2 separate regions of the Mus musculus genome follow, and region 2 is linked to region 1. A link is a contact called in ENCODE Hi-C or POLR2A ChIA-PET data. All regions are on one chromosome and are shown on one strand. The core of a region is the stretch at or near the end of the contact, and the rest is flanking DNA. Distances in the headings are between cores, read along the strand shown.

The links. Hi-C counts contacts between places; a loop is a spot of excess contacts on that map. ChIA-PET counts read pairs that join two places held with the same protein, here RNA polymerase II (POLR2A).
Region 2: a map of regulatory T cell shows a loop between it and region 1 (2.0-fold over the local background). The contact joins the promoter of Gimap7 here to the promoter of Gimap9 in region 1. A Hi-C loop is called at or near these places in 2 of 37 maps with a recorded cell type or tissue (left cerebral cortex and regulatory T cell). POLR2A ChIA-PET finds 5 or more read pairs at or near these places in 2 of 5 experiments (Patski and embryonic stem cell).

The regions. Positions count from the first base shown.
Region 1 is chr6:48,673,978-48,678,585 of GRCm38, reverse strand. It overlaps Gimap9 (GTPase, IMAP family member 9), which reads right to left and starts at 2,451. Exons shown (of 2, transcript NM_174960.2): 1 at 2,332-2,451; 2 at 1-1,144. The coding sequence starts at 1,105. The coding sequence ends at 230. Gm46958 (a long non-coding RNA gene) reads left to right here and starts at 1,777. Exons shown (of 2, transcript XR_001785233.2): 1 at 1,777-2,051; 2 at 2,562-2,754.
Region 2 is chr6:48,716,693-48,721,300 of GRCm38, reverse strand. It overlaps Gimap7 (GTPase, IMAP family member 7), which reads right to left and starts at 2,680. Exons shown (of 2, transcript NM_146167.3): 1 at 2,600-2,680.

The DNA of each region.
Region 1 (4,608 bases), core at 1,202-3,701:
GTTCTGGAAACAACGGTCACAGTGTCCTCTTTACCCACATTCTTCCTGTTATGACCACGAATGTTCTGTCAGGATTGTTTATGTAAGCTAGAAAATGTCCACAAGGCAATGGCTGAGGCCATGGCTCCCAGCACCAAGCAAGTCATTAATATATTCAGAACACATTATATGTGTGCTTGTATGAAATTGTCAAAAACAAATGTCGTTAATAAAAATAAATAAATAAAATTTACCACAACTCGTCCCAAAGTTTTGAAAGAATTTCTTTTATCTTTTGGAAAATATACATAAATACAGTCTCTTCAGCCTTTTCCTTCAAATTTCTTAATTTTTCATCATGATTTCTCTGTGCAAAAACAATTTGTGCCGCCTTTCCTTTTTCTAATTTAGCAGCATATTCCTTTTCTATTCTTTCGATTTCACTAGTGAGTTGCTGAGCATAAGTCTCCTTCAGTTCCTCTAGACAATGGTTCAGCCTGCTATCTATGTCCTTATATATCTTGTCAGAAAAGTAGGATCCGCCATTTTGGGCCACCATTTTCTCTGTCAGTTCTATCAGCTGCTGCACTTGATTTTCTTGCTCATCCAGAGCTGCTTTGTTATTAAAGGCCAAGTAACGCTTCCCACACTGGGAGATAATATTATTGAGCTTTTCACCCGCATCACTTACAAAATTATCAAGGCTCTGATCCTCAAGGTCTTCTTTGTGAGTAAACAAGATGATCATGTACTTCAGGGCTGCCTCCCCAAAAAGACCCTTGATCAGAGCGACCGTTTTCTGCTCTTCTTCAGTGTAACGGTCCAGTCGCAAAACCAGAATAATGGCGTGAGGCCCAGGGCAGGAGTAGAGAACGCAGCGGCTGATCTCGAAACATGTGGTTTTCATGGTCTCCTTGGTGTCAAAGAGCCCAGGAGTGTCGACTACAACAAGGTTTTTCCCCTTCCACTCCCTGTATGCTCTCTGGCAGGTCTTGGTAACAGCATTGGCACAAATCTTAGAATCAAATTGACGTCTCCCGAGGATGGTGTTGGCTGTAGCACTCTTCCCATTTCCAGTCTTCCCTACCAGAATGATCCTCACTTCAGTGTCTCCCTGGCCAGCCATGTCAAGGCAAGCTGACTCTAAAGATCTGAATGCACAGATCTTAAGGAAGGAGAAGAGAGGAAAATTACCTATTAGACAAATGGAAAGCACTCCCGATCCTTTCTTTTTTTCCTTTTCTCCTGAAATTTTGCAGTGTTCTATAGTTTTAAAAGGCTGATGATCTGGATATCATTTAGGCTGTTCCTGATGGCATGGACAGGCTGTCTCTAGTCCTGCTACCGCCTTCATGCCAATATTGGAACAGATGTTCCTGGCTCATGCCCAATGCCAGGTCTGGGAAATGAGTGCGCCCAAATCGTTACTGTGCCAAATACCTGAAAGCCCAGGATGACTATAGAGGTCAACAGCTTACTATATATTTTATGACGACCTAGGAGAGGCATTCAAGGACTCAAACATAAAGAAAGTGTAAGGAAGGCAGGGGCAGGTAGGATCTCAGTGAGTTCAAGGCCAGCCTGGTCTATAGAGTGAGTTTCAGGACAGGCAAGGCTATACAGAGAACCCCTATCTCAGACCAAAGAGAGAGGGGGAGGGGGAGGGGGGAGGGGGGAGGAAGGGAGGGAGGGAGAGAGAGAGAGAGGGAGAGAGAGGAATTGTTCATCTCCCCTGCTTTGACTGGTACACAGTTAATATGTTAATTATTACAGTTAAATATCACACTGAAGCCAGAAATATGCTCACTTATCATGTTAATAAACATGAAACAAAACCCCCAAGACAGTTAAAACAATCCTGCATAACAAAAGAACTGGCAGAAGTGTCACCACTTCACCTCAGAGTGTACTACAGAGACATAATAAAGAGAAAGCAACAGACAAGATGCAAAACAAGACTCGGAGCCCCTAGACTACACTGTGGCTTCAGCAGCCCTCCGTCAAGCCAAGGGTCACACAGCCACACATGCAAATCTGTCTGTTGTACAATTAAGAGGAGTCAGCACATTGAGGTAAGAAAAAATGAATTAAACATGATCTGAGTTCTCTCCCAACTCTAACGAACCTGCCTTGGGGGACACAGAACTTTCTATAAAGGGCACCAGGCCCTCTGTGACCTTCCCCACAGACACACTGCAACGCATCAGTTCATCTCCTTATATCTCTTAGCCTCCACCCCTCCCCCCAGCAGCTTCCTCCCTGTGCAGACACAATACTTCCACCCCCATAGATGCTCCATTCGCCCTCCCTCTCACAGCTCCCTCGCTCCAGGTCTCTTCCAGCCAGACTCACCTTCTTCTGCAACAGTTAATGAGAGTTCAGGATCTCTCCAAGGAACCAATTTGACCTGGTTCAAGTTTTCTACTGAACTATGAAGTAAAACTTCCCTCATTCCCTGACAGGAAGTTCTATGGGTGGAGCCAATTGTAGCTTCCCCCCCCCCCCCCCCCAGCCTGAAGCGGGCGGGTACAGACCTTGTTGCCTCGGAGGTGGGGCCACCTGCGGTGCAACTTTCTGACTAGGCTGGCTCCTTTTGAAGAGACAACTGCCCTGCTCTTCTGCTACCTGCTCAGAGGCTGAACCTGTCTTCCTGAGACATTCCTGGCGACCGCGTGCTGACAGAATGGCTCCAGGCACGGAGAATGAACTGGCAGTGGGGATGGGCCTTCCCCCTTATAAGCACACTCTCTTAGTAAACTCAACTCGCGGGCCTGATCAGAGAAATTTTTGTCTTGGCTTCATTATCTTTTCTCACAGTCTAAGTCTCTTTCAGCCCCAGCCTGCCTCCCAGGTGCACCCCGTTCATGTAGGCCGCGGGCCGGCTTACAACAGGAGCCAATGAAGAAACCATTTGCTTTTAAAGAAACAGAAATATTTTCTTGTAATTTAATAGGTGCTTCAGCTCTGTCAAGTTGAAGCCTTTTCTCTGTATGTCTATTATAATGCCAAACGTTTCTAAATATTTTTTTATTATTATTGTTTGGTTTTTTTTTTTTTTTTTTTTTTTTAGATTACTGATGTGTTTATAAAAAGATAACGAGAGAAGGAGGGATATGCTCTATGGAAGGTGTAGTGAGGTATGGGAGGAGTTGTCCCAGCAGTCCCATTCCAAGGCATCACTTGTTCCTGAGGGACCAGCCACACGACGGTATAATATAGAATAGAGTTTATTCAGGGCATGGGGAGGGAAGTCAAGAGGGTAGAAGAAGCAGAGAAACGCAGAGGGGTTAGAGAGTACAGAAGTAAAGGCCAGCCATGGGCATGTGGAGAGAGCGGGGCAGGGGCGAGGGGATGGAATGGGGAAGGGACAAGGGAGCAGATAGCAAGAAGAGAAGAGCAAGAGCGGGAGAAGGGGGCAAGCAGCCCCTTTTATAGTGGGTGAGGCCTACCTGGCTGTTGTCAGGGAATTGTGGGGTGGAGTTTAGACAGAATGCTAACAATTACAGTCTCAGGTAGCCCAACCTACAGTTGAACTCACAGTGTGTGGAGGATGACCTTGAACTGAAAGCTGAGAACCTGGTAATTACTCAGTCCTTGAAGCTAGATACCTCAACAGTTGGAGTTGTCTCAAGATTGTTGGTTCCCAAGGCAGACAAGAGATGGTAGGTAGAGCATTGCCCATACCCTGGACTTCTCTCAGAGAGCTGGGCAGGAGGGTGGCTGCTCCCTACCCAAATCAGGCATGGGCCTACTCAACTTTTTAAGTTAAGAATCAGTTAAGCTTCTGATTCCCTGCCAGAGAACTGGCTTAACATTTGCCTGACTTCAGTCAAGTCTGCATATGCAAATTAGGTGTTTCCTCCCTTGTTCTTTTTTTTTTTTTTTTTTTTTTTTTTTTTGGTTTTTTGAGACAGGGTTTCTCTGTATAGCCCTGGCTGTCCTGGAACACTTTGTAGACCAGGCTGGCCTCAAACTCAGAAATCCGCCTGCCTCTGCCTCCCGAGTGCTTTGATTAAAGGCGTGCGCCACCATGCCCGGCTCCTCCCTTGTTCTTTTGTCCTCCCCTCCCTCACTGAGCTATATAAGCTAGCCCTGTTAAGTCAATAAATGAGCTATCCTCCAATATAGTGCGAGTCCTGAGACTACAGCTGGTGCGTAAGAGCCCTATAGCCCTCAGTGAAAACTTGAAAATGCTGATTCTGATATCAGTAAAGGAATCAGCACCAGCTACAGTACAAGTCTGCAGGAGGGAGACCTAGGGAGCAAAGAAGGAAATGAGCCTCCTTCTCCACACCCTTTCCCTCGGGCCCGCTACCAGTTAGTGGGCCCCGAAATAAACCAAGGCAGTCAGGACAGCTCTCCAGGTGAGGCTCCCTACTCAGGTAGCCCTATTTTGGGGCAAGTTGACATAAAAACAATTACAATGAAGTGCCACACCAGGCTTCAAAAATATTTTTGTTCATGTCTAGAGTGATACTGAACATACAAAGAAGCCTAGATCTTCAACTATTTTCCTTATGTCCCCTCTACTAATTCCAAGCTTTTAGACTTTACATGAAGATTTCTCATTCGGTTGTAATTAATTTTTGTCTGAGGTGAAGGATGTGGAACCTTGTCTCAGTTTTCTGC
Region 2 (4,608 bases), core at 1,431-3,930, 42 kb before region 1:
TGCCATGAGTAGGAGACTGGAGAAGGAACTCACACACGCACAGAGGATGACACAGCAGCACCATTGCTCAGGACCAGGAGGTGGGGAATGACCTCCAGCATCACTGTCATCAAGACTTGTGTGCTGAATACAACAAGACCTAAGATCCCCACCATTTACCTGGGACAGGGTGTCGCACACACTTCTATGCCTAGATATAAAAGGTATGTGTTGTATCCATTACATAGACACGTAAAGATAAGGAGAGGGAGACAAGGAAAGGAGATGGGAACACAGAGAAATATTAGGCAGTAGGTCTTCAGGGTAGGCTTCCTGGAGCTGACCGTCCTGTAGGTTTAACTTTGGAATGATGTAAATATGAATTATGGTTTTATAACAAGCATACATTGGAAAATCAATTCTCCAAATCAAATATAAAGTGAAGCAAGAGTGTGTATATCCATGTGTCTTTAAACAAACCAAGTTCACTGAAGATATCTGAAGTGTGTAGAAAACAAACAAACAAACAAACAAACCCAGAGATAATGTAGAAGTGACTGGAAATTTTTATAATAATAATAATAATAATAATAAACCTAAGAACCATGTTGATATTTTTACATCCTCAAATTATCACCTGTGTGTATGCTGGAAATGCAGACACACACACACACACACACACACACACACACACACGACAAACAATGCCATTCTCCCTCCTAGCAGCCATGGCTCCCTCTCCTGAGCAGGCAGTCCTCAGTACTATTCAACTCCATGGAATCAGGGAATCCTGGGTGAGTGCCAGGCCCACACTTCTCACTAGAAAGGATATGAAATGACCTGTGATCCTCACACTCAGCTCTGCATCCTAAGTCAAACTAAATCGGCTGTGAATGCTTTGTGACGTGTGCAAGAAACCTGAGGGCTGATGGTGGGTGTTTCATCCAACTGAAGATGACACTGCGCCTGACATCCTGAGTGGATAAAAATGGCTCTTTATGTTGGGCACAAAAAGACAGATGCAGTTGCACATGAAACTATATGTGAGATGTCTACTATCAGCTTTAAAACAATCCCGGGGATGGGGGGAGGGGGGCGGTGTGCAACAAGCAGTAGGCTAGGATAAGCACTAAACCTGATGTCCAGGAGTTGCTATCCTCTACTCTCTGGCCTCACCTTCTCTGTAGCCATGTAGTATTTTCTCCAGTAGCAAGTTAAGGTTTGTGTATGCATTTTCTAAGTACAGCTCACTATGTGTTGCTTCAGCACAAATGCATGTTTTATGGGAGTATTTTCTCCACATAAAGACTTAAGGATGGAGAGTCCATTTCTTTCTAATTTGATAGGTATAGGTTCCAACAAGTCCAAACACCACCCCCATGCCTGTACTCACACTGCCCAGTGCAGGGACTGGAGACCAAGACCCTCTAACTCCACCACACCCCTTATAACCTTCCTGCCTCATCCTCTGGTCACGATTCTAAAGGCCAGTAAACATCTCAGCAGGTGTGCCACCTGGAACAGGAGGGGAGAGGACAGCCCATCCCCCAGGAAGTGAAGCTGGAGACAAGCTGCCCTAAGCATGCCAGGTGAGGACATCATGCCAGGTGAGGACCGCCCATCTCTCAGTTGGATTTTTTTTTCTTTTTTTCATACTGACAAGACAATCTTGAGAGACAAGAATCAGAAATACTCATCTCACACCAGTCTAAAGAGGTTCCAGGACACTCAGAGAACCTGGAACTGAGACACGAACAGAGAAAGTGCTTCAGAAGGGTGCAGGGATAGGTCAGGGCCTGGACCATTCTTGAGAATCTCTGAAGCCCCATCCGATTCAATTCCCTCGACTCTCACCCGAGAGTGCAACCAGCCCATCAGGGTGGTCCTGGGAACTGCACAGGGCAGTTCTGTAAAGATCATTTGCAGTGCTAAGTATAACCACCACTCAGGACTAAGTTTTTTGCCGTGAAATGCCAATTGTGTGCAGGAAATCCATACAGAGCTGGAGCCACCGCTCAGTGGCAGAGTACTGACCCAGAGTGCAAATGGTCCTTTATTAGAGTCCTCGGCATCATGAAAGAAGAAACCCCAGACTGCAAAGTTCCTAGGCTCAGTCAGAATTACAGATACACAGGTCCTTCTGCAGGTCACATCCTAGTTCCAGAGCTCCCATCCTTCACTCCAACCCTCAAACGTTAAGGATCATAGCCTCTTTCCTGGGAAGCATAAGGTGGACCTAAATGTAGAGTCAACAGCAGGACTTCAATCCTGTCCATGCTGATGGTCCTCAGAGCACTGAGATTTGATATGGGGAGCTGAAGGGAGTTAGGGCACATTTATACTTGGTGACCTGCCTCCTGGTTCTGAAGATCTGCCTCAGGGACAGCGGGGAATTTTAAGGAAAAGTGCTGGGTTTTCAGGCAACAGCTTCTAATGACATGGGTAGAGGTCACACATCAAGCAAGTATTTCCTGTCATCCATGAGATGATGGACCTCATGCTAAGCAGTCACAGAAGCCTTCCAGGATCTCTCAACATCATGTACAGAATGGCTGGAGTGCACCATGCTCACCACCCCCATCCCCTACCCGGCATGCTCTGTGGCATTCACCCAGCTTACCTCCTGCAGGGCCTTTGAGTTCTCACACCTTCTTCAAAGAATCTGACTGCACCAGGACTCTAGCTGCCTTTCTGCAAACCCTGAGCACAGAAACTGGAGGGCGGGGCCAGTGTGAACAGTTTCAGTTTGAAGAACAGAGGAAACAGTCCCCTGTTGTGGTGGATGCTTCAGTTTAGCCCTAGGTGAATCCCTTCCTTCTTGGGCTTGCTGTGATGTCAAGTCACAGCCAGTGCTTTTGTTTGATGGTGTTGGCTCTGAAGACCGTTCAGTGGTCCACATGTTGCTTAGGACACTCCATCATCTGCTGCAGGACTGCATGCTGCTCCTCTTTGCAGGAGTGTGGCCCTAATCTCCAAACTGAGAGGAGTACTCAACACTGAGGGGGCTCAGCGAAGCATGTGCCATCTCTAGCCACCCTTGAGGATCACTCTTAGCTGAACTGTAACCTCCTGAAAGATCATCCCCTGTGCCCAGGTAGCTCCTGATCAATGATTGGTCAGCATGGAGATATAAAGGCACATTCTTTGGTGCCAATTTGGGATATAGCTAGAATTCCACCTTAGCTACCACACTTCAACTGAGCTGACTCTCTGGTCTTCTTGACACTTATTACATCCCTGTGTCTTCTTTTACTTCAGTGTCTTAGAAGTCTTGATCCTAGAAGCCATCCTAATTACATTGTGCACCTGCATATCTGCATGTAACAGCCTGTTAGCTATGCACTCACCCTAGGAGCGTCAGAAAGTTCTGTCTGCTTCTCTTCTCTGTGTTGGTGAAAAGCTGAGGGCTCACTTTGGGGGAGGGTCCAGGCTTAGCATTACTCAGGCTGTGGTACTTGAGATAGTCTAGGGTAACTGTCATGGCTACATCATGCAGGGTAATTATTTTAATCTTTTGAAAAGGTGGCTCTATTTGTGACTGATTTAAATGTCTACATAACAACTAGCTTGCTGTCCTTATTTATTTATGGTAGTGTATACCCAGAAGTAGACTTAAAACCTTCCATGAGGAGTTACCTCCCCCTTCCTTTTATTTACAAGATGCACACACACACACACACACACACACACACACACACACTTAGTTGTTCTTACCTCTCCAGTACCCTCTTATCCTGCTTCTTCTCTCAGTGAAACCCTTCTAACTCTCTCTAAGTCCCCCTCCCAGTTTCATATTTTCTCATTGTGTATGATATAGAGTTCAATTAGGGTTGCTTGCATGGATGTGGCTTATTTTCTGTAGTTTTGACAACTATTTCACTGAAGAAAATTATACCCTTCTCTTCTAGCAACCACTTGCTGCCGTTAGTTCTTTAGGGAGAAGTGAGACTCATAGGCCCTTCCCCCACCCATGATGAAATATGATGAGTCCAGCATTCTTCAGGTTTGTACAGGAATACAGAGCTGCAGGGATTCAAGAGTGTAAAGGTCATACCATCCTCTGGCTCTTATATTCTTTCTGCCTCATTCCATGAGCCTTGGAAGGCGTGACAAAGCTGTCCCATTTAGGGCTATGAATCCCATTATTTCTCATTCTTGACACGTTGACCAGTTATGAATCTATCTATGCTAACTGTTGCCAGAAAATAGAAATTTCTGTTACTGAGGATGTAACTGTGGATATAACTCTGCATTGAGAAGACAACTGGATAACATTACCACTTAGGAAAATACTAGTAGAAGCTTTCCCCTGGAGACTTATGACTTTGTCAGCCAAGGGCTCTGAACCAGGTAAACTGTACCAGGCATGGGCTTCCTCATATGGAATGGGCCTCAAATCCAAGGAGAACAGACTTGGTTGCCCCAATAACAATCATGCCTCTACTGCATCAGAAGACACACTTTGCCTCTCAGGATGGTATTGTAGATTGCAGGATCCATAGTCAGCTTTATCTTTTAAATGTTCTTACCTGGTAGCACCATCACACCAAGAACCAAACTTCCAGTGCATAAACCTTTGGGAGACATTTAAATTATATGCAAGCCATAGAAGCATCTAAATAGATGGTC